Regions from separate parts of the Homo sapiens genome. Here region 2 is linked to region 1. Evidence: read pairs that join two places in POLR2A ChIA-PET (ENCODE). Cell type or tissue: B cell. All regions are shown on one strand. Each heading gives the region's core, and the rest is flanking DNA. Links, peaks and the distances in the headings are about the cores only.

Region 1 (15,174 bases), core at 2,895-10,894:
AATTACCCAGGTGTGGTGGCACACACCTGTAGTCCCAGCTACTCAGGAGCCTAAGGTAGGGAAACTTCTTGAACCCGGGAGGTGGAGGTTGCAGTGAGCCGAGATCATGCACTGCACTCCATCCTGGACAACAGAGTGAGACTCTATCTCAAAAATAAACAAATGATTTAAAAAAATTACGGTATATTCATGTAATGTGACAATATACAGCCATTAGAGTTTCATACCAGAAAGTGAATGCTGCTGTAAAAAACCAAAAACAAAAAAATCTAAAAATATGTAAGCAGCTTTGTTATTGGGTCATAGGTGGAGGCTGGAAGACTTTTGAGGTACTTGATAGAAAAGGCCTAGAAGAAACTGCTGCTAAAGCATATGAACGTTAAAGGTACTTAAGGTACTTATGGTGAGGTTTCAGTCAGAAATTAGGATCGTGTTATTGGAAACTGGAGGAAAGGTTATTCTTTTTTTTTTCTTTGAGATGGAGTCTTGCTCTGTCACCCAGGCTGGAATGCAATGGTGCCATCTTGGCTCACTGCAACCTCTGCCTCCCAGGTTCAAGCAATTCTCCCGCCTCAGTCTCCCAAGTAGCTGGAATTACAGGCTTGCACCACCACATATGGCTAATTTTTGTATTTTTAGTAGAGACAGGGTTTCGCCATGTTGGCCAGGCTGGTCTTGAACTTCTGACCTCAGATGATCCTCCCACCTCAGCCTCCCAAAGTGCTGGGATTACAGGTGTGAGCCAGCGCCTGGCCGGAAAGGTTATTCCTGTTAAAAAGTGGCAGAGAACTTAGAATTGGGTTGTGTTGGGCAGAAGGCAGAACCTGGAAGCAATGAACTTGGGTTTTAGCTGAGGAGATTTCTAAGCAAAGTGTGGAAGGAACAGCCTGGGCTTTTCCTGCTGCTTACAGTGAAATGCAAGGAGAGAGACATATTGAGGCAAGAACTATGAAGCAAAAAGGAATAAAGAATCTGAACTTGAAAATTTAGAAAATTCTCACTCTATCCATATTGCAAAAAAAAAAAACAAGAATGTATGCTCTGTAGAGAAAAGGGTATGGGTGGGCAACAGTTTGTTGGAGATTAGGTGTGTGACTAGATTCAGGCAACCATCTTAGCAAAAAATGTTGCCAGCTTAAAATGAAAGAGACAGACATGTACAGAGGGAATGTGATGAGAAGACACACAAGGAGAAGATGACCATGTGGCTGGAGTGATGCATCTACAAACCAAGGAATGCCAAGGATTGCCAACAAACACCAGAAGCCAGAATGGGTAAGGATCATTCCTCTACAGGCTTCAGAGGGAGAATGGCCCTGCTGAAAACATTTTAGACATCTCACCTTCAGAATTGTGAGACAACAAACTTCTGTAGCTACCCAGTTTGTGATACTTTGTTATGGAAGTCCTAGGAACTAATACAGATAACAAGCATAGTCAAATGACCTTTGACAAAGGGGAAAAGGATAGTCTTTTCAACATATGTTACTGGAACAAATGGATATCCACATATAAAAAAATAATTTTAGACACAGACTTTATACTTTTCACAAAAAATAACATGGATAACAACTTAAATACAAAAGAAAACCAATAAATTGGTTTTCAATAAAAACCATTAAAATTTAGCCAGGCATGGTGGTGAATGCCTGTGATCCCAGCTACTGAGGAGGCTGAGGCAAGAGAATTGCTTGAACCTGGGAGGCGGAGGTTGCAGTGAGCTGAGATCACACCACTGCACTCCAGCCTAGGCAACAAGAGCAAAACTCCATCCAAAAAAAAACAAAAAACAAAAAACAAAAAAACATTAAATTGGAGTTCATTAAAATTAAAAAGGTCTGCTCTGTGAAAGCTCTGTTAAGAAGCTTAAGAAAGAATGAAAAAGCCACAGGCTGGGAGAAAATATTTGCAAAACATAACTGATAAGGTCTGATATACAAAATATATAACTCTTGAAACTCAAAAATAAGAAAACAACTCCCCAATTCAAAAAGGCAAAAGATCTGAACAGGTACCTCACCAAAGAAGGTATACAGATGGAAAATAAGCATTTGAAATCTTGCCCAACATCATGCATCATTAGGGATTGCAAATTCCTTTTCTAATGGCTAAAATCCATTTGGGCACAGTGGCTCACACTTGTAATCCCAGCACTTTGGGAGGCCGAGGCAGGTGGGTCATCTGAGGTCAGGAGTTCAAGACGAGCTTGGCAAACATGGTGAGACCCCATCTCTACTAAAAATACAAAAATTAGCTGGCCGTGGTAGCACACACCTGTAATCCCAGCTACTCAGGAGGCAAAAACAGGAGAATCGTTTGAACCTAGGAGGCAGAGGCTGCAGTGAGCCGAGATCATGCCACTATACTCCAGCCTGGGCAACAGAGTGAGACTCCGTCTCAAAAAAAAAAAAAAAAAAAAATTTAGAATGGCTAAAATCCAAAATACTGAAAGCACTAAATGCTGGTGAGGATGGGAAGCAACAAGACAGAAGTCTGAAAAAAACACAAAACATGGAATAGTATGCATCCAATAAAAAGGAACAAAATCATGTCCTTTGCAGGGACATGAATGGAGCCAGAGGCTATTATCCTTAGCAAACTAATGCAGAAACAGGAAACCAAATACAGCATGTTCTCACTTATAAGTGGGAGCTAAATGCTGAGAACACTTGGACACATAGAGGGGAACAACAAACACTGGAGCCTATCAGAAGGTAGAAGGTGGGAGGAGGGAGAGGATCAGGAAAAACAACTAATAGATACTAGGCTTAATACCTGGGTGATGAAATAATCTGTACAACAAACCCCCACGACACACATTTACCTGTGTAACAAACCTGCACATCCTGCACATGTACCCCTGAATTTAAAATGAAAGTTAAGGCCCAGTGTGGTGACTCATACATGTAATCCCAGCACTTTGGGAGGCCGAGGTGGGTGGATCACTTGAGGTCAGTAGTTCAAGACCAGCCTGGCCAACATGGTGAAACCTCGTCTCTATCAAAAAATATAAAAATTAGCCAAGCATGGTGGCACACATCTATAGTCCCAGCTACTCAGGAGGCTGAGGTGTGAGAATCACTTGAACACAGGAGGTGGAGGTTGCAGTGAACCAAGATCACACTACTGCACTCCAGCCTGGGTGACAGTGAGACCTGTCTAAAAAAAAAAAAAAAGAAAAAGACAAAGCTATCTGAATACTTTTCAGACATATATGCAACAAAGGAAAAAGTTTAATAATAAAAAAAGTCATTTGAGGTCAAGAGTTCAAGACCAGCCTGGCCAACATGGCAAAATCCCATCTCTACTGAAAATACAAAAAATTAGCCAGGCGTGGTAGCCCACAACTGTAGTCTCAGCTACTCGGGAGGCTAATGTACAAGAATCGCTTGAATCCAGGGGGCAGAGGTTGCAGTGAGCCACAATCTTGCCACTGCACTCCAGACTAGGCAACAGAGCAAGATTCTGCCTCCAGAAAAAAAAAGTTTTTAAGGGGAATAAAAGGCTTAGAGGTCAATCTCACTCACAAAATCAATATTCCAAAGAACATATTTGAAACTGTTACCGGTTTTAGAAAGACCAGCAACAAAGTAATTGAAACAATGAAATGGTAGCTATGAAATGCAAAGACACAGCAGAATTTACAATTTTTTGGCAACTAATTTTATTTATTTATTTATCTGGAGACGGAGTTTCGAGTTTTGCTCTTGTTGCCCAGGCTGAAGTGCAATGGCACGACCTCAGCTGACTGCAACCTCCACCTCCTGGGTTCAAGTGAGTCGCCTGCCTCAGCCTCCCAAGTAGCTGGAATTACAGGTGCCCACCACCACACTTGGCTTTTTTTTTTTTTTTTTTGTGACAGAGTTTCACTCTTCTACCCAGGCTGCTGGAGTGCAGTGGCGCAATCTCGGCTCATTGCAACCTCCACCTTCTGGTTTCAAGCGATTCTCTTGCCTCAGCCTCCCAAGTAACTGGGATTACAGGCGCCTACCACCATACCCTGCTAATTTTTTTTTTTTTTTGTATTTTTAGTAGAGATGGAGTTTCACCATAGTGGCCAGGCTGGTGTGAAACTCCTGACCTCAGGTCATCTGCCCGCCTCAACCTCTCAAAGTGCTGGGATTACAGGCGTGAGCGTCTGGCCCACAACTAATTTTCAAATCATTTTCTGCAAAGAGCCCTCAAAGTTGGGCAGAGTGTGGAGAAATGGAATCCTGAGTAGATAACACTCCCTTACTAATGTTTCAACAGAAAAAACTCCTTCGTCAGATCTAAGAGCTGGCCGGGCGCGGTGGCTCACGCCTGTATTCCCAGCATTTTGGGAGTCCGAGGCGGGTGGATCACGAGGTCAGGAGATCGAGACCATCCTGGCTGACACTGTGAAACCCCATCTCTACTAAAAATACAAAAAATTAGCTGGGCGTGGTGGTGGGCGCCTGTGGTCCCAGCTACTCTGGAGGCTGAGGCAGGAGAATGGTGTGAACCCCAGAGGTGCAGGTTGCAGTGAGCTGAGATCGCGCCACTGCACTCTAGCCTGGGCGACAGAGTGAGACTCTGTCTCAAAAAAAAAAAAAACCTAACAGCTACAATGTAAAACAAGAAAAAGGAAATAAGAGATAAAGAAAAAAAGAAAAGTTTCTTTATATATCATCTTTATACACTAAGCTTCTGTAACTTTCACTAGGATAAAAACAAATATAATTGCCATTCAAGAAAACGGCAAGGCCAGGTGCAGTGGCTCATGCCTATAATCCTAACACTTTGAGAGACCAAGGCAAGAGGATCACTTGAGACCAGGAGTTCAAGAACAGCCTGGGCAACAGACAGACCTCATCTCTTAAAAAAAAAACAAAAAACAAAAACAAAAAAAACACCACTCCAGCTTTTAAATGATGCTCCAATGACTTTATAATCAATACTATCCCATGCAAAAACACAAAACAAAGATGCACATCCATAAATTTCTTAAGTTTAAAAGGAAAAAAAAAGTATCTAGGTTGCCAAGAAAAACCCAGTTACTTTTTTTTGTTTAGTTTTGTTATTTTTGAGAGAGTCTCGCTCTGTTGCCCAAACCTGGAGTGCAGTTGCGTGATCTTGACTTACTGCAACCTCCACCTCCTGGGTTCAAGCAATTCTCCTGCCTCACCCTCCCGAGTAGCTGGAATTACAGGCGCCTGCCACCATGCCTGGCTAATTTTTGTATTTTTAGTAGAGACGGGGTTTCACCATGTTGGCCAGATTGGTCTCGAACTCCTGACCTCAAGTGATCTGCCCATCTCAGCCTCACAAAGTGCTAGGATTACAGCCGTGAGCCACCGCACCCGGTTAACCTGGTTACTTTTCAACAGAAAATAACCGTTTGAAAATATGAAGCCAAGAAAAATAATGGGACCTTTCTCAACCCACTCTCTAGAAGTTAATGTAGGAAAAAGGACATATTATTTTAAAATCTTCATGCTCTCAGCAAGTTTTAAAGGATATAGCATTGCTACAAATGAACATACCACTATGAAAAAAGAGTGGGGCTGGGTGCGGTGGCTCAGGCCTGTAATCCCAGCAACCTGGGATTTCGGAGATGGGCGGATCACGAGGTCAGGAGTTTGAGACCAGCCTGGCCAATATGGTGAAACACCGCCTCTACTAAAAATATAAAAAATTAGCCGGGCACGGTAGTGTGCGCCTGTTGTCCCAGTTACTCGGGAGGCTGAGGCAGAAGAATCGCTTGAACCCTGGAGGCGGAGGTTGCAGTGAGCCAAGATCATGCCACTGCACTCCAGCCTGGGAGACAAAGCAAGACTCCATCTCAAAAAAAAAAAAAAAAAAAAACAGTGAGAAGAAAACAAAGCTTCAAAAATAATAAGAAAACTCAGGCTGGGTGTGGTGGCTCATGCCTGTAATCCTAGCACTTTGGGAGGCCGAGACAGGTGGATCACCTGAGGTCAGGAGTTCGAGACCAGCTTGACCAACATGGTGAAATCCTGTCTCTACTAAAAATACAAAATTAGCTGGGCGTGGTGGCGAATGCCTGTAATCCCAGCTACTTGGGAGGCTGAGGCAGGAGAATCACCTGAACCCGGGAGGTGGAGGTTGCAGTGAGCCAAGATTGTGCCATTGCACTCCATCCTGGGCAACAACAGAAAAACGCCTTCTCAAGAAAATAAATATATAAAATAATGATAATAATGAAGAAAAAAAAGAAGAAGATGGCGATGACGACGACGAAGATGAAGACTCTAATTTCCAGCCCCTACCTTCAAAAATAGATTTCAGTAGAGGAAAGAACAGAATAAACACTGATGAAAAACATAATAACTGAATTACAAGAGATTACTGACACGACATCTCCACGAATCCAAACCAAAAATGCCAACATATGTCACTAAGAGGGAAATTGTATATGAAATGAAAATAATTCCAGAAAACTCAATTTCTATAAATAGAAATCCTAAAAAGGAATGGAATTTGTAGAGATTATGAAAGAAACAATATAAGAACATTTCCTTAAATTTGATGGACTTGAGTCTTTACATTAAAGGGGATCATCAAATGCCAGGCAGAACTTTTCTTTAAAGACATCTCTGCTATACACAGACATGGTAAAATTTTTGAATTCCAATGGTAAAGACAAAATCATACAAACTTTCAGGAAAAATCAGATTGACAACAAAGGAAAGAAAATCAGACTTGACATTATTAGACTTCTCATCTGAATCTCTAAATGCCAAAAGACAAAATGCTATTCATCCAGAATGTAAAGGAGATTATGACCTTTAAGTTTAGAATTTCAAACTACATTTCACAAATAGCTCAGAACTTAGAAGTTTTTAGATACAAAAATTCTCAAAAAGTATATCACCTATGTACTTATACTTTTGAAAAATACTCAAGAAAATATTCTAACTTAAGAAAAAGAACTTACAAAAAAGTACTCAATAAAAGTAGAAAAAAAACAAAACAGGCCAGGCATGGTGGCTCACATCCGTAATGCCAGCACTTTGAGAGGCCGAGACAGGAGGACTGCTTGAACCCAGGAGTTCAAGACCAGCCTGGGCAACATAATGAGACCTAGTTTCTACACTAAATTAAAAAATTAGCCAGGTATGGTGGCACATGTCTTTACTCCCAGCTACTTGGGACGCTGAGGCAGAAGGATTGCTTGAGCCCAAGAGGTCGAGGCTGCAGTGAGCCGTGACTGCCCCACTGCACTCTGGTCTGCGCAACAGAGCAAGACCCTCTCTCAAAAAATAAATAAATAAGCCTGGGCAACATAGTGAGACCATGTCTCTCTCCCAAAAGAAAAAAAAATTTAGCTGGGCATGGTCCATACATCTGTGGTCCTAGCTACTTGGGAGGCTGAGCTGGAAGGATCACTTGAGCCCAGGAGTTTGAGACTGCAGTGAGCTATGATCACATCACTGCACTCCAGCCTGGGAGGCAGAGCGAGACTCTATCTCTAAAAAACCAACAAAAAAAAAACAGTAAGACAAAACAAAACTTTGTGTCACATATATTACAAACCCAAAAAACAGTCATAATATTTTTACCAATAGCCAGGCATAGTGAGTCACATTTGTAATCCCAGCTACTCAGGGGGCTGACGCTGGAGGAAGCCTTGAGCCCAGGAGTTTGAGGTTGCACTGAGCTATGATCACATCACTGTATTCCAACCTGGGCAAAAGAGCAAGACACTGTCTCTAAATAAATAAATAAAAATTTTAAAAATGTTTAAAACAGCTGCTTTGGACATCTGATTTATGACACAGATAAAAAATCCTAAATAAAGCATTAGCAAATTGAACCAGCTGTATATTAAAATAGTAACATGGTCAGGAATGGTAGCTCATGCCTGTAATCCCGGAGCTTTGGGAGGATTACTGACTTGAGGCTAGGAGTTTGAGACCAGCCTGGGCAACACAATGAGACCCCATCTCTAAATAAAAATTGAAATAAAATAAATAACACTACATAATCAAAAAGGTTTATTCTGGGACTAGGAATGGGTTAACATTAGGAAACTCATTATATTTACTAGAGTAAAAGGGGTAAAAAACAAAAAAAATCCTGTAGTAATTTTTGAAAGACTTCAAAAAAGAAAAAATGGTTAAAAAGTGAAGAAAAGTACTTGAAGTAGTCTTTATCAAGTAAAATAGCAAAAAAAAAAAAAAAAAGGAACCTGAGGTGCAATATCCACTCAACAAAAACTTGGTAAATTGTAAGGTACTTCCTAGCATAAATGCACATAATCACCAGAAATCATCAGCATATGCAATATGGTAAAACACTAGAGGTAAACTAACTCAAGATAAGCGAAAAAAGGACACCCATTCAACAGTCTTCACCATCTTTCAACACTGTTCCAGATGTTCTAGTATATGCATTAAGAAAAAAAGGTGTTAGGCCGGGCACGGTGGCTCATGCCTATAATCCCAGCACTTTGGGAGGCCTAGGTGGGCTGATCACTTGAGTCCAGGAGCTCAAGACCAGCCTGGCCAACATGGTGAAACCTAATCTCTATTAAAAAATACAAAAATTAGCCGGGCATGATGGCAGATGCCTATAATCCCAGCTACTCAGCAGGCTGAGGCAGGAGAATCGCTTGAACCCGGAAGGCAGAGGCTGCAGTGAGCCAAGATTATGCCACTTGAACTCCAGCCTAGTGACAGAGCGAGACTCCGTCTCAAAAAAAAAAAGGAAAAAGAAAAAAAGGTGTATGGGTTCCTTTACAGCCACTCAAGATAAACTGATTCTTCAGGAAAGTGAAATTAAGGCTCCGCTGCCCAGCCTGAATGACTGCATTGGCATGGTGGACAGCAGGGCAGAATCCACTGACAAGATTTCTAGATTGGATGCTGAGCTAGTGAAGTATAAGGACCAGATCAAGATGAGAGGGGGTCCTACAAAGAATATGATTACGCAGAAAGCCTTGCGAGTTTTAAAACAAAAGCGGATGTATGAGCAGCAGCAGGACAATCGCACCCAAGAGTCATTCAACATGAAACAAGTTAATTACACCATCCAGTCATTGAAGGATACCAAGACCACGGTTGATGCTATGAAACTGGGAGCAAAGGAAATGAAGGTAGACAAGCAAGTGAAAACTGACCAGATTGAGAATTTACAAGACCAGCTAGTGGACATGATGGAAGATGCAAATGAAATCCAAGAAGCACTGAGTCGCAGTTATGGCGGCCCAGAATTAGATGAAGACAACCTAGAAGCAGAGTTGGATACACTGGGTGATGAGCTTGTGGCTGACCAAGAGTTCTATTTAGATGAGCCAGCATCTGCACCTGCAATTCCAGAAGGTGTTCCCACTGTCACAAAAACAAGGATGGAGTTCTGGTGGATGAATTTGGATTGCCACAGATCCCTGCTTCATACATTTGCATTTAAGTACATCATGTAAAACATATTATGGGACTATGAAATACTGATCTTTCCAAATTTACCGTAACAGATACGTTTCTGTCCTTTCTTTGAAGGAAAGTTTAATTACATTGCTCTTCTATTTTTTTCCTTTGAGACTCATTGCTTGGGAAATGCTTTCTTTGTACTAAAACTTGATTCTGGCAGGGCGCGGTGGCTCACACCTGTAATCCCAGCACTTTGAAAGGCTGAGGCAGGCAGATCACAAGGTCAGAAGTTCGAGACCAGCCTGGCCAACATGGTGAAACCCCATCTCTACTAAAAATACAAAAAATTAGCCGGGTGTGGTGGCGGGCGCCTGTAGTCCTACTCTCGGGAGACTGAAGCAGGAGAATTGCTTGAACCCAGGAGGCGGAGGTCCAGTGAGCCAAGATCACCCCACAGCCTGGGCGACAGAGCAAGACTCTGTCTCAAAAAAAAAAAAAAAAATCACTACTGTATCAGAAGTGGGTATTTTGATTCTGTGGTTTCCTTAATACTACATCTTGAAATCAATAATGAATATTTCTTGATATTTGATGAATAGGACATTTATTTACTCAATTTTTTCAAAAGGAAAAAAAGGCATAAATTACAAACATATATTAAAAAGACGAGACAGGCCGGGCACAATAGCTCACGCCTGTAATCCCAGCACTTTAGGAGGCCGAGTTGGGCAGATCACCTGAGGTCAGGAGTTTGAGACCAGCCTGGCCAATATGATGAAACCCCATCTCTACTAAAAATACAAAAATCAGCCGGGCATGGTGGCATGCGCCTGTAATCTCAGCTACTTGGGAGGCTGAGACAGAAGAATCACTTGAACCTGGAAGGCAGAGGTTGCAATGAGCCAAGACAGCACCATTGCACTCCAGCCTAGGCAACGAGAGCAATACTCCATATCAAAAAAAAAAAAAAAGATGAGGCAAAAAAGAAAAAAATCCAGAACCTGCAGATTACATGCTTGCAAACTAGAAAATCTATCAACTAAAACAAATTGAAAATAATAAAAATGTAAGATCTACAAGAAGCAGTAAATTTCCTTCATACCAGCAATAATCATTCAGATGATGGCAGAGTACCACTCACAGTAAAAAGATATACAGGAAGAGACCATTCACAATAAAAAGATATACAGGAAGGGCCGGGCGTGGTGGCTCATGCTTGTAATCCTAGCACTTTGGGAGGCCGAGGCGGGCGGATCACGAGGTCAGGAGATGGAGACCATCCTGTCTAACACGGTGAAACCCCGTCTCTACTAAAAATACAAAAAAGTTAGCCAGGCGAGGTGGCGGGTGCCTGTAGTCCCAGCTACTCGGGAGGCTGAGGCAGGAGAATGGCGTGAACCCGGGAGGCGGAGTTTGCAGTGAATCGAGATCACGCCACTGCACTCCAGCCTGGGCGACAGAGCGAGACTCTGTCTCAAAAAAAAAAAAAAAAACACATATACAGGAAGAAAATGAAGAAGTATGCAAGACCCACATTAAATTAAAAACAAAACCAAAACACTATGAAACTACTAAGGCACAGAAGACCTGGATAATGAATAAATAGAGGATTAAAGAAATTACTTCTCCCCAAAAAATAATGCACACATCGAATGTAATTCAAGTCAAAATCCCAATTAGAGTTTATTACTGGAACTTGATTATAAAATCATCTAGAATCATTATTTAAAAAGGAATGGGAGGCCAGGCATGGTGGCTCACACCTGTAATCCCAACACTGGTTGGCCAAGGCAGGAAGACTGCTTGAACCCAGGAGTTTGAGAACAGCCTGGGCAACACAGAGCAACTCCATCTCTACAAAAGGTTTTAAAAAGTAGCCAGGTACAGTGGGGCACACCTGTAGTTCCAGCTACTCAGGAGGCTTCGGCAATAGGATCTCTTAAGCCCAGGGGTTTGACGTTGCAGTGAGCTATGATCATGCCACTGCACTCCAGCCTCAGTGACAGAGCACAAGACCCTGTTTCAAAACGAAACAAAATAACCCAGTGCTTTTCTCCAAGGAGATGGAATTACAGGAAGATTTCACTTTGGCTATGCTGTTTTTACCTTTTTTACAATGTACATATATTATCAAAACAAAGAAAGAAAAACTATGGGCCAGAGGCGGTGGCTCATGCCTGTAATCCCAGCACTTTGGGAGGCTGAGGCTGGTGGATCACCTGAGGTCAGGAATTCCAGACCAGCCTGGCCAAGATGGTGAAACTTCATCTCCACTAATAATACAAAAATTATCCGGTGTAGTGGTGCACATCTGTAATCCCAGCTACCCAGGAGGCTGAGGCAGGAGAACTGCTTGAACCTGGGAGGAGGAGGTTGCAGTGAGCCAAGATGGCACCATTGCACTCCAGCCTAGGGGACAAGAGTAAAACTCCGTCTCCAAAAAAGAAAAAAAGAAAAGAAAGAAAAAAATATGTTTCCATCCCAAAACTAAAAATTTGTAAACAATTATGTACAAGCAAAAATGTCTGAACAATGGCCTTTTAATTTCTTACTGATCCATGAAAATTATGCCTTAAATGACAAGAATGTTCACTCCTTTCATGCGAAAAATGCCTGCTTCCCCACTTACATTAGCTGGTTGCTCTGAACAGGAACATCTGTGTCTTCACTGAGTTCCAATCTATTACGCCTGTAGGTCGAACCAACACTCAATCCATGAATTAATAATAATGAGGCAGAAAAAAATTTCCTCCTCACATTGCCAAGAAAACCTCTCAGCCACAATTCAAACACAGCATGTGTTTTTAAAACATCTCCCAACTACTGGGAGATTAAGTCCATTCAAATAACCTTTGTCAGACTGGAGACAGCTAGGGTTAGTTATCTCCTCAAAAACAAAACAAAACAAAACAAAAAAAAAACAAAAAAAAAGAGTTCATTTAAAGATGAACTTGAGAGTTAAAGGATCATGAAAAAAAACTCCATCTTCCATAGCTGAACAATATAATTTAAAAAAAAAACAAAAAAACATCAGTTTTTCAGTAAGATCCAATTTCTGGTCTTCAAGATTTCTTCACCTATTAAGAAAAAAACAGAAACCTTCCCCCATCTTTATTATCTGTATAATAAAAGCATACTTGTATGTAAAAATATAGTGTTTTATGTATATAATATACATACAGATATATACTAACTGGCTTATACACACACACATATACACAAAAATGTATAGAAATATAACATTTGGATAAGTTTCCCCTTTTAAAATGCACTATAAAAGACTTTAGATTTGGGTTCATTATAAAAATAAAGAACTTACTCTTATACCAAAGTATCATGAAGTTATTGTTACACTAAATTTTGCCCAGCCCACAAAATAAAGACGAAGGTAAATCCTTACACATATATCATTATGTATAATATGGATGTATGTATATATATCCATCATCGTCATCAGGGAGTGTTTAACCAAAAAAGATAGAAACGTATGGTAATAGAGTAACTACAGAGTGGTGCAGCAAGCTGTAGAAGGCAGAGCAGCATTATAGCCATTCTAAACTGGCACTGTCAAAACACAGAAAGCTTTATCTAAGGGAAAATTTATTTCTTATTTTGTATCAACACCAGTATCACTGGTTTGCCATTAAATAGTGGCCCTGGAAAGGCTTGCTTACGCAGCCTAGGTCCAAATTCTTTACTACTAATGGCTACAGCTAAAGACTTTGTAAGTATACATTTACTCCAGTTAGTAAAAGGGTAAACTTTTGGAGTTGAGATTTCATTTCACAATGGCATATTTACCATTTAAGAATTTAAAAAAAAAAAAAATCAAAACCAAAAAAAACCCGATTTTGATACATAGAAATGAGTTCTAAACTTTGAAACCAGCCCAGTAACAAAGCAATTTTGATTCTTATGTAATAAATACTACATAATTTCTAGGCTAAATCTTGCCAAATACTATCCAAGACAAAACTAAAATCAAAACTTAAAAAAAAGTGGACACCTTTTACTCACACTTAATACTAGTCAATTTTCCAGGAATTTTTTGGGCAGGGAATATCCCCAAATCTAAAATGAAAAAAAGGAAAAATTGGGATCTCACATTAGTTATTCAGTCTGAAACTTTTAATAGACTTTTACTAAAAGTCATCATTTTCTGGCCTCCTACTCAATCTCAGAAACATACTTTCAGAGTAGAAAGGGATCTTAAAATGAGATCAATTCACTCATTTCACCAATGATTCCTAACACATAAAAATACCGACTGCTTAGTTTTCATTAAGAATTCAGTGGCCAAAACAACCGCACAGTTAATACAGTATAATGGGTCATTAAGTATGTTTTTAAAAAGATTACCTAAAATTACAGAAACAATCTTTGGGAAATGTCTACTGGGTTTTTCCAAGCATGTTCAAAGGGCTCTCATTACAATTCCCATTCAACCTTTTCCAATTCTTGCAAACATTTTAGTCTGTTTTTACCCATAAATTATTTGAAAGTACCTACACAATCTATTTTTATAATATTTTATAAAGGTTAAAACAGGCATTTCAAAGACTAAAAGTATATTTTCCTAATTGTTTTCTAATATTTCCCTTTTATATAAGATCCAATTCTAAAGGGTAACACTATCACACTCAACAATTTGAAATTATAAAGCTGACCAGTATGAGGAGGCAATTAGAAATTTCCAAATATAAAACAATTTCACGGGTTTTCTTTTTGCCAAGTTGTAATTAAGCATCAGGGTTTTTAAGGAAACAGAAAAACAGGGGCAGGAGGAATGCCAGCCAGTGTACTTTTTTCTCATTTCGTTGATTTCAGAGCAATAAAATTTCCCATGGTGGGGGAAGTTTTACTTAAAACCAATTACTAGTTCAATCTACCAGGAAGAAAGCCTAAGGCCTTTCAATGCTGCACTATATTTTTTTTAATTAAAAATATCTTCTCTCTCATTGGTATAAGCAAAATTTTCAAGTGCTAGCGCCACAGTTATAGCTATGAAATCTTTAATCTTCATTTTATCAAAATTATATTGCCTCTGAGGAATTTTCAGCCCTTGTGTGATTTCAGGTTTCCCCAGATGTGTTTATAAAGATAATGATTATATTTAACAACTACAGCTATTAAGATACAGTAACACAGCAAAAAGTTGCCCATTTTAAATGGAGAAAAAGAAATTAAGGCAGTATTTCTTTTTCACTGCTTTGAACAACTTCATTCTGCTCAGGATCCCAGCTCAGAACCAACGTAGAATAATCGTAGTTAACATTTTTCAAGTTCATTTTCAGAAACATCAGTTGTTCTATATTGTCAAAGTCCAGGCTCATGATCTGTTTTGGATGAAAGTGGCTATTTTTAGTAAAGATACATTCAGATTGCCAACTACACATGGGGCAACTTAGATACTGGATGGCAACCTGGGTCAAAGCCGGCCATATGCTTATCTTCCTCTGCCAGTAAATTAAAGGGTCATCACCTCCTGAGAACTCTGAATACTTCTCTTTGAAGTACTCATCCACAACTGCTACAGCAGAAGGGAACATGAAGCTTTTGCTTCCAAGGGCAACATTGTCTACAGCTGAGCTATCAACAGAACCTGAACTGGAGGTGCCTTCTTTTAGAGATGAGGTAAATGAATCAGCTCCCACTGTAACTGAGGGACAAGAAGCTTCTGAAGTTGGAATTTGGCAGATCTCTGGTGAAGATTCCATATAATTACAGACCTCTTCTGCAAGGAACTGCTTATAAGTTTCTAAATCAGCACCTTGAGGAAAAAAGTCTTCCAAACTGTTTTTAAAGCAAGGATCTAACAAAG
Region 2 (15,174 bases), core at 2,492-10,491, 130 kb after region 1:
GCAGCCTGTAAACTCCAATGTAGAGGAGTAATTTCAATACCCGAGTCTTCACGTCTCACCTCTCCCAACCAAGCAACATAAAACCCACAGCTTCAGAAACTTGGAAATAAATGGTTACGACCTCTGATGGCTCTAATGTTTTCCCTGTCTATTTGAGGGACCTGTGACAGGATCCTTTAGTCTGACCTTATCTATAAAAGATGAGAAGAGGTCAGAAAAAGGAGTTCAGATCTAAGTGATCTGAAGGGTGGCCTGTCAGTCTGCCTTCCTCTCCCACAACCCACACTCTTCCCACTCCCAACACACACATTTACACACAAGGAAGACAACTTGATAGAAGATGTCAAAATCTTCCAAAGCCCCTTAGAGTACTCAGCCTCCAGGTGTATGGAAATGACAACTTGATAGAAGATGTCAAAATCCTCCAAAGCCCGTTAGAGTACTCAGCCTCCAGGTGTACGGAAATTCTGCAGCCCGTGCAGGTGTCAACCTGGCCGGCACCAAGTTTTGTTCTGAGGCTAAGCTCCACCCTCCTCCAAGAGGCTTTTGGGGAGAAGAGGAGAGTAAAATGCTTTGGCAGTTGGTGACGCAGGGTGAACTTTTTTTTTTTTCTAGTAAAGGGGACAGAAGGACCTCTGAGGAGGAAAGATAGGGAGTTTGAAGCCTGAGCATTAAAGTTTCTCTGGAGTGGGAGCGGTAAGATACCTCTCAATTCAGATAGAGGATAGGGCCACAGCAAGGTTAGCAAGGGAGACAAGCTAGCCTGTGAGTGAGCACCAGAGTCTCACATCAGCTCAATAAAGGCACCAGAGAGAGGCCAGCATTTCTCCCCTCAGAAAGATGCATTACCTCTCACGCATGCTAACTAGGGGGTGTGGTGTAGGTGACAAAACGGAGGGCTGAAGGTGGGAAGAGAACTTATCCTGAGGCCCCTTCTCAGTTTCAGAGTGGGGCCGCTGTGTGTCATGCCACTGACAGGTGTCACTGCCACACATCAGCCTTTTAAATGTGAAGGGACTCTTAGCACAGCACCAGAACATGGGACCCCAGCCCCGGTTACGTAGTCCCCACTGACGACTTCAGTTACCAGGGGGTGGCAAGGAGCTCTGGCCAACCTCTCTGTAATAAATAGATGCCACACTTACTTCTAGAAGGTGAACAAAGAAGCACAAGAACCATCAGATAAGGGACTTGATTCTTTTATCAATGATCTCCTCCAAAGTCACATGTAGCCAAAGTCTTTGCCGATTCCTGACAATCCTCTTCCCAGAAGCTTCCACAGGGATGCAGGTTGATTTATACTCCTCCCTCTCCCAATTTGCCCTTTGCGTCCTCCTCGCCACATAGATTTTTAGCACTACTCTGACTTACAAAGAGTTAAGAAAGCAGGGCTCTATTTGTTTTTAAAATATCGTACTCCCTTCTTATCTGGGAAACAAGAAGATCCACAAAGAACCTGAGGCAATGTGTCAAACTCCCTTCATTCAGACTGGTATAGGCACAGGCAGGACCACAGAGTTTTCACCCCAGTTCAGCTTCTCCTCCAAGCCTGGAAGAAGTGGGAAGGGCTAAAGTAGCAAGAAACCCAACTTGACCCTTAAGTAGAACTCCTTAACCTTTCAAGAGGATGTTGGGAACAATGCTGATAGAGTGTTGAACTAGGAATCAGAGGATTTTACCTTTTCTGTCTTCACCCACTACAATGTTTGCTTCATGAAGACAGGGATGTTACTTAGCCTTCTCAGGACTCAGTTCCTTCCACCTTTAGTTGGGTAGAGAATGGGCCCTGTCTTTTCGCACCACCCTAAGAAAGTGATAAAGGAATGGAATTATAGAAATAGTGCTTGGAAATCTTAGATGAAAGGTATCCAGTGTCTGGAATAGGACACTTAAGTGATGGGAGAAAGCCTAATTTGATCTTTTTTTTCTTTTTTTTTTGAGACGGAGTCTCACTCTGTCGCCCAGGCTGGAGTGCAGTGGCGCGATCTCAGCTCACGGCAAGCTCCACCTCCCGGGTTCACGCCATTCTCCTGCCTCAGCCTCCCGAGTGGCTGGGACCACAGGCGCCCACCACCACACCCGGCTAATTTTTTGTATTTTTAGTGGAGACGGGGTTTCACCGTGTTAGCCAGGATGGTCTTGGTCTCCTGACCTCGTGATCCGCACGCCTCGGCCTCCCAAAGTGCTGGGATTCAGGCATGAGCCACCGCGCCCAGCCGCCTAATTTGATCTTAATGAACTTTTGTTATTAAGCCCTTTAAGTAGAAGAAGAACAATAAGCTCCATGTGCCCTTCCATCTTTCCTTGCCAGGGAACCCCCACCCCACCAAAAGAATGGAAAATTCTAAGGCAGCTTCATTAACAATAACCATTAGCTAGGTTATAACCATTAGCAATAACCACCAGCATATAGGGTCTTGGGTCTCTTGAGAATTAGAAAAGACAGTCTGAGTCAGAATTCCTTCCTTTTTTTTTTTTTTTTTTTTGAGAAAGAGTCTCACTCTGTCACCCAGGCCGGAATGCAGTCGTGCGATCTTGGCTCACTGCAACCTCCGCCTCCCAGGTTCAAGTGATTCTCCCGCCTCAGCTTCCTGAGTAACTGGGATCATAGGCACCTGCCACCATGCCCAGCTAATATTTTGTGTTTTTTTTGTTTGTTTGTTTTTGAGATGGAGCCTCGCTCTGTTGCCAGGCTGGAGTGCAGTGGCGCAATCTCAGCTCATTGCAACCTCTGCCTCCTGGGTTCAAGTGATTCTCCTGCCTCAGTCTCCCAAGTAGCTGAGACTACAGTCGCATGCCACCATGCCCAGCTAATTTTTGTATTTTAGTAGAGATGGGATTTCACCATGTTGGCCAGGATGGTCTCGATCTCTTGACCTTGTGATCCACCCCCCTCGGCCTCCCAAAGTGCTAGGATTAGAGGCGTGAACTACTGCGCCTGGCAGAATTCCTTCCTTACTTTGAACCTCTTTTCACAGTACCAAAGCGGAGAGATTCTTCCACTTCCATAGGCAACTGATGGAAAAGGTCGCATAAGATTAGAACACATGGGGCTGAAGAACACATGTGGAAAAGAATGAAAAGATTTGTTTGCCTCAGGCTTATCTAGAGAAACACAGAGTAGGTCAAGCGCTAAGCTGCTGGCACAAAGTCAAAAGGGCAGTGCAGAGTTGGGGCCTGAGGTTTAAGGTGGGATCGCTATAATACTAGGAAACATATCATGACGTCCCCACTTCTGTCTGAGTTTTGAACTCTCCGGAGTATGAGTTCTCTGCAACTGCTGAGCTTGCCTGGCCCCTAATCTGATTAGGCAACTGCCAAAGAATAATCTGAAGGTGCTCACACCACCTCAGCATCAAATGAACTGCTCAGACACCTGAAAGGTACTACCTCTTTTCAGGTAAGGGTTAGTCATTCGGCTTGGGGCATTCTCGGTAAGGTATGTGCTCCCTCCTCTTTTCTAATATTTTGCAAGCCTAAGAGATGATAGGATAGAAGAGCTAACTCTCTCATCTCTTCCTCCTAGGGCAAGAAATCATAATGCTTTACATGATCATTAAGACATTTTACTTTTTTCCTCCTAAATTCCTATAACATCTGTTCTATAATTTGTAGATGACGTGTGAAAGCATTGGTCATATCAATTCTAGTTAGGACAGCTGTGACCCCCACCTTACAGATGAAGATACAAAGGTACAGGGAGATAAAAAAGTGGTTTGGTCTTAGCAAGTCAGTGGTCTTGACTGCCTGGTGCTCTTTTTGTTACACTTTGCTCCTTCTCTTGAGCCTAAACCTCCTCATTTTCTGGCAAGCTTCTAAGAGGCCCTTTAAAAGGCAGGCATCTGCCAGGTGCCGTGGCTCCTGCCTGTAATCCCAGCACTTTGGAAGGCTGAGGCGGGAGAATCGCTTGAACTCAGGAGTTCGATACCAGCCTAGGTAACACGGTGAAACCCTGTCTCTACAAAAAATACAAAAATTAGCTGGGCATGATGGCGCACACCTGTGGTCCTAGCAAGTTGGGAGGCTGAGGTGGGAGGGTCATTTGAGCCTGGGAGGTGGAAGCTGCAGTGTGCAGTGAGCTGTGTTCATATCACTTAGTTTCAGCCTGGGCAAACCAAGTGGGACCCTGACTTCAAAAAAAAAAAAAAAAAAAAGCCTCTAGAAATGAGGAGCTGCCAGAGACAAGAACCTAAGTCACCAAAGTGTAAACACTAGTCAGACACACTTTCCTCCAATTTTGTCCAAGGAATCTTTTACTTTTAGCTTTCCCAGGCTGCTAAAGAAGAAATACATCCCCAAACTATGAGGAAAAAGAGTGATACCTTGTATAGGTTATAGAGTAGGGTATATTTGAAAATATGAAAGGAACTCACCCCCTGAGTCTCCCCGCTACTAAATGCTCCTATTGAATGTGATGTGATGCATAAAAATGGGAGAAAGGAAACAGGAGGGGCCCGGGGCTAGGGCTTCAGGCTGCTGCAGCACTGCAGACAGACCTGCCTGGAATAATAAGAGGCTCTGGTCAACTCTGGCTTCTGGGCTACAGGCAGGGGCTGCTCAGTGGAGCAGACACTTCCCTGCCCTGCCCTACTCTGTCCTTCCCCGATGGGCTGAGAGCCTCTGCTCAGGAGCAAGCCGGTAGCACTTGGAGATACTCTGGCAGGGGTGCCAGCATCACTGCCAGGCAGGACTTGATGAGTGAGGAAGGGAAGACCTCTGGAGAGGGGAAGCAGCCTGGTCCCACTTTAGAATGCACCCAGCTACAATATAAAACCTGCTTCAGGGCCGGGTGCGGTGGCTCATGCTTGTAATCCCAGCACTTTGGGAGGCCGAGGTGGGCGGATCACCTGAGGTCAGGAGTTTGAGACTAGCCTGGCCAACAAGGTGAAACCCTGTCTCTACTAAAAACAGAAAAAATTAGCTGGGCATGGTGGTGAATGCCTGTAATCCCAACTACTTGGGAGGCTGAGACAGGAGAATCACTTGAACCTGGGAGGCAGAGGCTACAGTGAGCCAAGATCGTGCCACTGCACTCCCGCCTGGGTGACAGCGAGACTCTGCTTCAGAAACAAACAAACAAAACCTGCTTTAGGAGTCCCTCAGAAAACCCGTAGTCTTTTTTCTGACCTAGAGTCAGTCTCCCTCATTCCAAGCGAGGCTCTACTTCTCCCTATACTCAGGAACAGGGATGTGGGATTGGGAGAGGTGGGAAGGTTGGGAAAAAAATATTTGTTGAGCACCTACCATGTGCTAGGAGTCATACTAGGTACTTCATATGAAAATTAGAAATTATGTACATACCCCTATGTATTATGTAGTGCCTGGCATAGTGGCTGGTCCACACACTGTAGCTATTATCATTCTTACATACACTGTTTCATTGAATTCTCACCAACAACCCTATAAGAAGGACCTCTCCTTCTTATAGCAGGGAAATATAGATTCAGAGAGCCAGATTTGTGCCCTAATCTGAATTCAAAGCCAACTTGCCTCAAGTGCAAGAACAATGATATAAAAAAAATGTAAACAAACTATGAGCTTACTTCCTAAACCTTGATGAGAAGGCTCACATAAACCCATCTGTCCCTTGTTCCTGACTCCTAAAGGCACTGAAATAGGTCAGGGAAATATCTACCTCTTGTAAACTTTCTGGGAAGGCATAGGGATAGACTCAAAGCTTTTTGGGAGCAGACACCCTCCCTTCCCCCTTGTCCTCCCCTCCCCTCACCCCACCCCCACCCCAAGCCAGAAAGCACTGGGCTCTAGATTGCTGTGAGTCCAAGCATATCCAATTCCTGCCTGGAGAGCCCAGTGGTGGGGATGAGGGCTTCCTCCACTCAGTCGTCTCATGCTCTTGGCCTTGCTCCCCCTGGTGATCTGGGAGAAGCACAGAGGGAGAACCTGCTCTGCATTCTCTCTCTTGTTTCCAGCAGGGCTGTTTCCTGTGCACCACCTTGGGGGGTTTAAGCTCTACTCCTTCTCTCTGGCACTCTTACGCTTCCAAAGGACAGTGCCCTATCAAGAAAGCTGGCAAGAACCTGACCATGGTAGGCTGCCTAGCCTAAAACATCCCTGGCTAGCCCTTCTCTCCGGAGGTGTGAATCTCAGGCAGAGGCTGTTCTGCCCGCCTCCTTATCACAGGCTCCTTATTTCCATGACCCAGATTCTAGTTCACCCTGGCCACTTCCAATCCCTCAGGTCTGGCAGCCATCCTCATCACAATCCCGGGTTCTTCCTCCCCTCCCCATGTCTGCCCTGCCCTAATTGCTCCTTAAATGCCAACTGGTTTGCAGAAGCAGACTAGAGCACATGCCCTCCTTCAGCCTACTGAGGCCCTTTGGAGGCATGGGAACAAGGTCAGAGGCAGCAGGTGTTGGCTAAAGTTCAGGTGGCGGGTGGGACCACTTGTCATCATCATCCGACAGCCACACCCAAGCCAGGAAGCCAGGTGAGGGCGGGCACACCAAGCCAGGCCTCTGGCCTCACCATGGGATAGTATACCATGGCCTGGTCAGGGAATCTGATGCTAATTTTCAGCTAGCCCCTAGAACTTAGCCTCCTGGGGGTGGGGTACTCCCTTCCTGAAGTTCTGGGTTCTGGTTCATGTCTCCTTTGCTCTTCCCTCTCCCCCCTATAGTCCTTCCAGGTTGCTAGTCTCTGCTTCCAGTCATCTCAGGACAGCCCCCTTTCCCAGAGACCCAAGGAAAGCCCACATCCTTTTAGTTTTTGAGAAAACAGACTTGAGAGGATGTCACTCGCAGGCTCAGTTCTCTCTTTCTGAAGATAGAACGCCACTTCCTGGTTAGGAGGTGGTATCCACGGGCCTCCCTCACTTACTTCCCCCTCTCCAAGTCTGCTACTCTGACAGCACCTTCTTCAATTCCACCAAAAAAGGTAGTACTAGAGTCAAAGCATCTAATCGGAGAAAACGTGTCACTCGTAGCCCCTGGGTCTCAGGAATCCAGAATTCATCCCTCCTCCCCAGAATCACTTGGTGCTTTTTGGTCAAACTACATCTATGCATGCTGTGGACCCAGTCATCTAGTCCTGGCTACATCTTCCAAAGAAATCCTCATCCAGGGCCTGGAGGGGGCATGTGCAAGGATGTTCACTGGAACATTATCTGTGGTGATCTGAGATCCAAAAAATAAAAATAAAATACCTCTCAGTCTTGGAGTGGCTGTGTTGTCTAGGATATGCTGTGCAGTGATAATGGTGGCAAAACTTACCAGTTCTGGTCAGATGCCTTCAGAAGGCAGGGAGAAGGTAGGACCCATAGATGACAAAAGCTTTCTCCAAACAGCGATACCAAGAATTGACCCAAGGTTGACAGCCTGATCCTGATCACCTGGTCTGCTAAGATCCAACCCATGTCACAGGTTTTAAGAACCACCAAGATGAAGACAGAAAGCTCCAGGGCATGGGTAGGGAAACAGTGTGGTGGGAGGAAGCAGGAATGTGCCTGGGAGGGCACGGCTGTCCCCCTGACCCCTGGCCACTGGCTCCATCTTGAAATGGCATCAGTATTATTAAGATGAGGCCAGGCGCAGTGGCTCATGCCTGTAATCCCAGCACTTTGGGAGGCCAAGGTGGGCAGATCACCTGAGGTCAGGAGTTTGAGACCAGCCTGGCCAACATGGCGAAACCCCGTCTCTACTAAAAATATAAAAATTCCATCCTGGCTAACATGGTGAAACCCCGTCTCTACTAAAAATACAAAAAATTAGCCAGGTGTGGTGGCACGTGCCTGTAGTCCCAGCTACTCAGGAGGCTGAGGCAGAAGAGTTGCTTGAACCCGGGAGATGGAGGTTGCAGTGAGCCAAGACTGTGCCATTGCACTCCAGCCTGGGAGACACAGTGAGACCCCATCTCAGAAAAAAAAAAAAAAAAAAAAAAAAAAAAAAAAAAAGCCAGGTGTGGTGTTGCACGCCTGTGATCCCAGCTGCACAGAAGGCTGAGACAGGAGAATCACTTGAACCTTGGAGGCAGAGGTTGCAGTGAGCTGAGATCGTGCCACTGCATTCCAGCCTGGGTAACAGAGTAAAACTCCATCTCAAAAAAAATTATCAAGATGAGAAAGGGCAGTCCCTTAGGCCCAGAGCCTTGGGAAAGCCAACCTCTTTCAAATTGTGTGAGTCACACTGGCCTGGGTCACCTCTGTGTCCTCCAGTGACTCAGAGGATGTATGGGGTGGAGGTAGGGGTGTTCACAGCAAGCTAGAGCTCAAAAAAATGTAGAGGATGAAACAGCAGCGCTCACCATTTCCTTCAGTTGTTTAAGGAGGACAAGAGCCACCTTCAGGTGGAAGTGACAATGCCATCTGGAAGGTCTGTTTAACAAAAGGGGTACTGGCAGCCTCTCCTGACCCCGTTCACTCAGGATAAGGGTTAGCAACGATAACTGCTACTCACTCCTCAGAGCTGCGGCAGGAAGCTTCTAGGCCACAGACAGGACGCAGCCCTCCGGCAGCAGCATTCAAGTATTTCGTATATGCACTCTCTTGGACTACACAGACTGTCTTTCTTGGGGCTGCTGTGGCTTTCCATATTTTGGTTTCAAGGGAACAAAGGGGCTTTTTAGCAGCTGGATCGGATCCTAGGTTATTTTTAGAAACGAATTTCAGCAGAATCATGTCATGCTTATGGAGAGGGGTCATCTCCCTGGGCTACCGGGTCGGGACCTGGTTGTTCCCAGGCCTCAGGATCTGGTGGAGTCCTCAGGACAAGGGGGAAGAAGTTGCCTGGCCACAGACTGAGGAGGCCACATCTCATCCACCAAAAGGGAGCACCAGGGGCAGCTGCTCTGTCCCCAGACGCTCAGCAGGAGAGGACTTAAAACAACATTCCTGTGTGGCCCAGATACTAGTCAGCATGTCCCATACTGGTCATCAGGCCTGGCTGCTCCCATTCCCTTTCTCCACTCTGACAGTCTCACCTGTACAGAGTACAGAGAACCTCCCATCCCCGCTTTACCTATTCCAGCCTTCTCTGGGCTTATTTCCTGGAAGTCACAGGCAAATCAGCGAGGGCTCCATGCTGAAAAGACAGTGCTTATTAAAAAAGGTGGCCAGGAATGATCGCTAATAACCTGCCACCCCTCTGCGCCTGTTTTATTCTTCCTTGTTCACATATTGCACAGACAGGATCCATTCAGTCAGCCTAGGCCTTTGGAAAGCGAACTGATCATGCTTCCTTGCACTTGAGTAATGTTTTAGAGCTGTGGTTCTCAAACCCAGAGTGAGCACTAGGATCCTCTGGAGAACTGGGGCAAACCTATTGGGCCCCTCCCTGCCAACTCCTGAGTTTCTGGTGCACAAGAACGGAGGTGGGGCCTGGGAAGGTGCACTCCTAACAAGTTCCTTAACAGGGTGAGCTGATGCATCTGGTCTGGGGACCACACTTTGAAAATGTTGCGAGGTTCCAAAGCATTCCCATGAACCCCTTCAGCTCCAGGCTGACATGGGAAGGCACAGGAAGATCTTGCCATGTGTCTCCTTCACTCTTCCCTCTCCCTCTGCTAGTCCTTCCAGGTTGCTGATCTCTGCTTCCATTTATCTCTGGGCAGCCCCCTTTCCCAGACAGAGCCCTGAAAAAGCCCACATTTTTTTAGTCTTTGAGAAAACAGACTTGAGAGGATGTCACTCAACAGGCTACAACAGAAGCCAAGGTCTATTCGAAAAGTTAAAACAAGCCACCTCGTGAGGTTCAGAGGGACACCCAGGCCCCTTTCAGGTTCCAGTGGAGCAAATCCCCTCCCAGCCCTGTCTTCTATCTCCACAGGAGATGAGCGATGCTGGGGCCCATACACAGATGAGGGGAAAACAAAAACAAAAGACATTCGCTGCTCACTTTGGCTCCCAAAACATTACTGCCCCTGGTTGCCTCTGGAACCCAGGCTGCCGTTCCCCTGCCATCCCCCACGGTTCCAGAAGAAGCACCAGGCTCACCGCCTCCATAACACCTCTCAGGGAGCGCCTGCCCACTGCTCCGAGGCCAGGGCGGCCAGCAGCAGCTGCTGGTTTCCAGGCCAGTTGACAAGCTGTTATAAACAGTCGCTTTAGGTTGCTATGGCAAAGCGAGTGTGCAGCCCAGCGACGGTAAAGCTATTTATGTGCCTGTAATGACAGAGTGGTCTGTTTTTTATTATTTTACTTTTAAAGTTTTCTTTTCCCAACCCCCTAAATCAGCTTTAAAAAAAAAAAAAAAAAAAAAAAAAAAAAAAAGAGCCACCGCAACTTACTCAGGAACAAAAACAGGATAGCCAGAAAATAGAGCCTATGACTTGAGCCAGGAAGGGGAAGATGGAAGCAAGGAGTGTGGGTGAGCTCCTTTCCAAAAGGGAAGGTGCGGCCTCTGGCCATGCAGGCCTCTAATCACTTAGGAACCAAAGCCCTGCCTCTGGCTCAGCTCCTCAAGGAGAAACGCCAAACCCCAGGGTCTTCTCACCTCCCTGCACTTATATTACGGATAAGAGACAAAGCCACTTTGTCTTCTTGCTCTAACAGCAGCACTCCTCCCTCCCCCCAGCCCCCACCAGCTGCCACTATCAAGGGAGGAAGACATGGAGGATTCACCAGGTGTCGTGGGAGGAGAGCTTCGAAGCCCCCATCCCCTCTGTGGGTAGCAGTGCCACCCAGGCAAGGAGCCTGCTCACTCTAGCTGGAGGGTTGCAGAGAACAACCTCTAGAGGTACCTCTGAGGAGACACGTGTTTCCTCCACTTCTACAGAGAACTTTCATCCAATCCTTTCTCCTTAGCTTTGGGGTGAAGGGCTACTTCTGCATAGCAAGACCCAAGATTTTAGTCAAGGTGGTGAGGACCCTTAGTCAGCATCACAGAGTCAGCATGCAAGGTTCAGATGCTGATGGATGAGTAACAGTGCAGCTGATTCCTCCCTAGACACATATGTCTCGGGCACCAGAGACGTGGGAAAGGTTTTTGGCCGAGGGGTTAGGGAGTGATCAGAGGTCAGTCTGCATCTATTCGATGGAAGTACTATGGCCCTCTGCCTTGACTCCCTCAACCAAAAATAAAATAGCAAAGAAGAAGAGAAATAAGGGCCATAGGTGGTTCAAGATGGGCAGGAGAGGCAGGTGCGGTGGCTCACGCCTATAATCGTGCTCTTTGGGAGGCTGAGGAGGGAGGATTGCTTGAACTCAGGAGTTTGAGATCAGCCTTGGCAACATAGTGAGACTTATTTTTTTTATCTAAACAAAATAAAGAAAAAAAATGAAGGTCAAGAAAGTGGGAGTCACAAGTCAATGTGGTAATTAATCACAGGCATGCACACACTCACATACACACAACTGAGCTGAAAGCGTGAACTGACTAATAAATATGCTATAGGTCGTCAATCACTAAACAACATGTGAGTAAGAGAAAGAGTCACCTTTCAGAAACAGCTAGTTGGAATATAAAGATGCTGCAGGAATTTATCAACCCCTTCTCCCCACCTTATTCCAGCTTCTTTTGGATTGGTATACACTTATTAGGAGATTAAAAACCTCTTACTGCCAACAGACACATTAACCAGATAAAAATAAAGTTAGGGCAGTGTTAAAAACAGCAAATTGCATAGACTGTTCCATTTCCTCCCATCTCATATGATAACTGAATGTCTCCCAGATGCCACCATGGCTCAGAAAGGATATAGATGAGAACACTCCCCACGGGGAGGAGAGAGGGCAGGAGAAGGGGGAAGACACTGATGCTCCCATCAGGGAAGCACCCTTCTGGTGCCCCAGGAGAGGTTAAAGTCCTAACTGACAGCCCTGGTTAGCTCATAAGCTCTTGTTGGAGAAATCAGAACTTGGGATAAAAATCAGTCTTGGCAGAACCTTGAGGTCAGAAGAGCAGAGCAGGCATCACTTCTAAACCTGTCAAACCAACTATCATCAGCATCCTAGTTCCTATAGGGTGGGAAGGGAGAAGGGAGAGGTGAGGAAAGAGTCCACAGATGAAAAAGGTATAGTCCTGGACTGTTGGGTGTAGGCTGATGGAAAAGTACTAACTATGAATTAAGGTTCCAGATAAGCTGTGCTTCTCTTCCTAGGTTAAGAGTATGAACTCGGCCGGGCGCAGTGGCTCACGCCTGTAATCCCAACACTGTGGGAGGCCAAGGCAGGTGGGTCACCTGAGGTCAGGAGTTAGAGACCAGTCTGGCCAACATGGCGAAACCCCGTCTCTACCAAAAATACAAAAATTAGCCACCTGTGGTGGCACACACCTGTAATCCCAGCTACTTGGGAGGCTGAGTCAGGAGAATCACTTGAACCGGGAAGATGGAGGTTGCAGTGAGCTGAGATCGTGCCACTGCACTCCAAGCCTGGGTGACACAGTGAGACTCAATTAAAAAAAAAAAAGATAAAATAAAAAAGAGTATGAACTCAAGCCGAGTGGCCATTACTTGGGAATACATAAAAAGACAAAGAGAGATGCAGACATATTTCAGTGTCCCAAGGTAGAGTGAGCTTCCAAAACTCATGGACTAGAAAGAACATCTATTCCAAAGGGCTCGCATCCACAGTGATGGACACAGGGCTCATTGTTGAAAGAGACAAAGGGCAGGCAAAGAGGTGACTCAGCCCCAGCTGGTCATTGTTGATGGAAGTCTCTCAGGGGAGAGAAAGTGGAGAGTATTGTGTATTTTTCTTCCAAGTGAGCAGAAAGGTTGTGTCATCACCTCTCTATCCCAACCTCAGCTCCAGAGCCTGGCCTAACCTGTGCAATTAATGAATGAGCCACCTCTCTCTGTTCCATCCAGTGTGCTTCTGTTTCCAAGGGAAGGAAAAGTATGAAAGTCCCAGAAAGGGGCCAGGAACGGTGGCTCACGCCTGTAATCCCAGCGCTTTGGGAGGCTGAGGTGGGCAGATCACCTGAGGTCGGGAGTTCGAGACCAGCCTGACCAATATGGAGAAACTCCGTCTCTACTAAATATACAAAAATTAGCAGGGGGTGGTGGCACGTGCCTGTAATCCCAGGTACACGGGAGGCTGAGGTAGGAGAATCGCTTGAACCTGAGAGGCAGAGGTTGTGGTAAGCCGAGATCACGCCATCGCACTCCAGCCTGGGCAACAAGAGCCAGACTCCATCTCAAAAAACAGACAAACGAACAAACAACAACCAAAAAAAGTCCTGGAAAGGGATCCAGTCTCCAGAGACAATCAGTAAGACCCAGGCACCACTCCTTCAGCACTTGCTCCATCTGCCCACATTCTTTGCACCTTAAAATTGGCAGACTGAATGAATGGTTGATGGCACATCTCCCTTGATCTGCAGGACACAGTCACAGAGGTTTTGGTGCAGATAGAAGGGGAATGAGCCATCACTGAAGGAATCCATCTACTCTCTAGGGAGAGGCAAAGGTGAACACAACCCAGTTGATTCTAAACTCCTATACATACCACTTTAAACACCACTTCAACCTCCAAGGCAAAACCTGGAAGAATGGTGGGATGGTGGTCGGAGGTTTGTAGGAAGTGAAAAAATAAGATATTTTCTAGATTATTTTATTTCTAAAGCCCTAAGCTACCAAGATCATAAGAAGAATACCTAGCACCAAACTATTTCCACCTCCCCATTTTTCTCTATACCTCATTCCCAAACTTCTGACTTTATTATCCCATACTTATGTGTATCCCTTCCCCTACCTCCTTCTCCCCAATCTATCTGTCTATTTCAATCTCTCAATCTCTCTCATTCTCTTTTCCCACATCTCCAGGGACAGCCTAATTGGATTGATCCTTGCCTGGATAATTTCTGAAACCAATCAGTCCTGTCCTAGTCCACAGTGGCTCACACAGTGGAAGGAGCAGGAATGTGCTGAAAAGCAAGTCAGGCACTTGTGGGGCTGCCACAGCCAGCACCAACCCAGGACCCATCTGTGTCACTGGGGTCACGGATGATGGGTCAAAGGCATGTGGGACCAGATTCCATGAGCCAATCTGCATTCTCCCCAGTCCATCTGGAGCTTGCTTGTCTAAGTCAAATATTTATGTGGGAACTAACTACATTGGAGGTAGAGATAAACAGTTAACACTGAGGACTCTAGGTGGGGGAAGGGGAGGGATAGGAGAATATTCCCATGGATTAAATACAAAAGTCAGTTATAGTAACTATAGCCATCTAAAAAATGAAAAAAACAAAACAAAACACCAAAGTCAGGATGTAGTATGCTCAGCCAAGCTCCCAATCTAGCATAAATAGGGGAGTGGCTTGATGGAGGCAGAAGACTAGACAGATTAAAAAGGCACTACAATCTGACCCTGGCTCCTTTCAGGGTTCCCAAAGAAGCTGACCACTCAAGAACTGAACACAATAAGCTAGTCCTACCCAACTACAAGCTGCAAGATGGCTCCACTGTTCCACCTCCGTTCCACTCTGAGCCTACAGAGCATGGTGGGGAATAGACATATGGATGCTAAAATCCAACCCCTGGTGACAGGCTGCTTTCTTCTCTCTTTCCCCACCACTACACAAGGATTCGCAGAGGAGGAGTAGCATCACACATCCTATCCAAGCAGAGTGAAACTTTCATAGGCATCTCATGCTATTTGTTTCTGCAGAAGATTGCCAGAGCAAGCTTTCCCCCAGTTCCTCCAGTCTAACACACCCTGGCCAGCTGTTCCAAATTAGCAAGATCTTCATCACCAGAGAGGGATCTTTTTCAGTGTGGTGGGGAGGGGGTCACTTTCCTCCCTTTAGGGTTCCTGTCACTGGGCCCTCTCTCTGTAAGCAGCCAAGTCCTCAGAGAAGCTGAGGACACGCCAGGCTGCTGTCTTCCCTCCCTCCTCCAATGGCCAGACCAAGAAAGAGAGCTCGCCTTCATGCGGGGGAAGTCCCACGGCAGTGAGGCTATGGAAACTTTGCCGTCTAAGGCTGTGGAATTCTTCCACTGGGCTCCTGCAGTTAATCATCGCAGCTCCCTGGATTCCCAACTTTGGGCTTTAAAAGGTAGCACCCGAGCAAGAAGGACAAACATATCGAGGAGAAGAAAGAAAAAAAAGTTGGTGTAAGCGAAAAGATAGCTACCTCCAACACTAGTCTACTGAGTAACTGAGCAATTGTGAGAAGAGGAAAGAAGAAAAGAGCACAGGAAAAATAAGTATAGGCCACACTCCAGAACCTTACTCCAGACTGCCAGCGAATGCTGCCCATATCCACTCCCTAGAACCTA

What was found. ChIA-PET counts read pairs that join two places held together with the same protein. Peaks named below come from ENCODE experiments on the same cell type or tissue, not always from the same donor. Only the 100,000 strongest peaks of a DNase experiment are listed, where the experiment ranks them.
Region 2: POLR2A ChIA-PET joins it to region 1 with 8 read pairs; 3 of 35 experiments call an interaction of 5 or more read pairs at or near these places.

Annotation. Positions count from the first base shown.
Region 1 is chr1:203,799,825-203,814,998 of GRCh38, reverse strand. ZBED6 (zinc finger BED-type containing 6) reads right to left here. Exons shown (of 17, transcript NM_001395895.1): 1 at 11,983-15,174. The coding sequence ends at 14,537. It overlaps ZC3H11A (zinc finger CCCH-type containing 11A), which reads right to left. Exons shown (of 18, transcript NM_001376342.1): 2 at 11,983-13,424. LOC128031836 reads right to left here and starts at 12,905. Exons shown (of 1, transcript NM_001414738.1): 1 at 12,807-12,905. The coding sequence starts at 12,905. The coding sequence ends at 12,807. It also overlaps the pseudogene LOC100420338. RefSeq lists an enhancer at 11,273-11,774. In B cell, for the core only: no CTCF peak of the experiment used is centred there; no DNase peak of the experiment used is centred there; H3K27ac peaks cover 872 bases.
Region 2 is chr1:203,667,373-203,682,546 of GRCh38, reverse strand. All of the region lies in intron 1 of ATP2B4 (ATPase plasma membrane Ca2+ transporting 4), which reads right to left. Among named protein-coding and RNA genes, the nearest start is that of ATP2B4, 48 kb to the right of the region's middle. In B cell, for the core only: no CTCF peak of the experiment used is centred there; a DNase peak (open chromatin) is centred at 8,336; H3K27ac peaks cover 511 bases.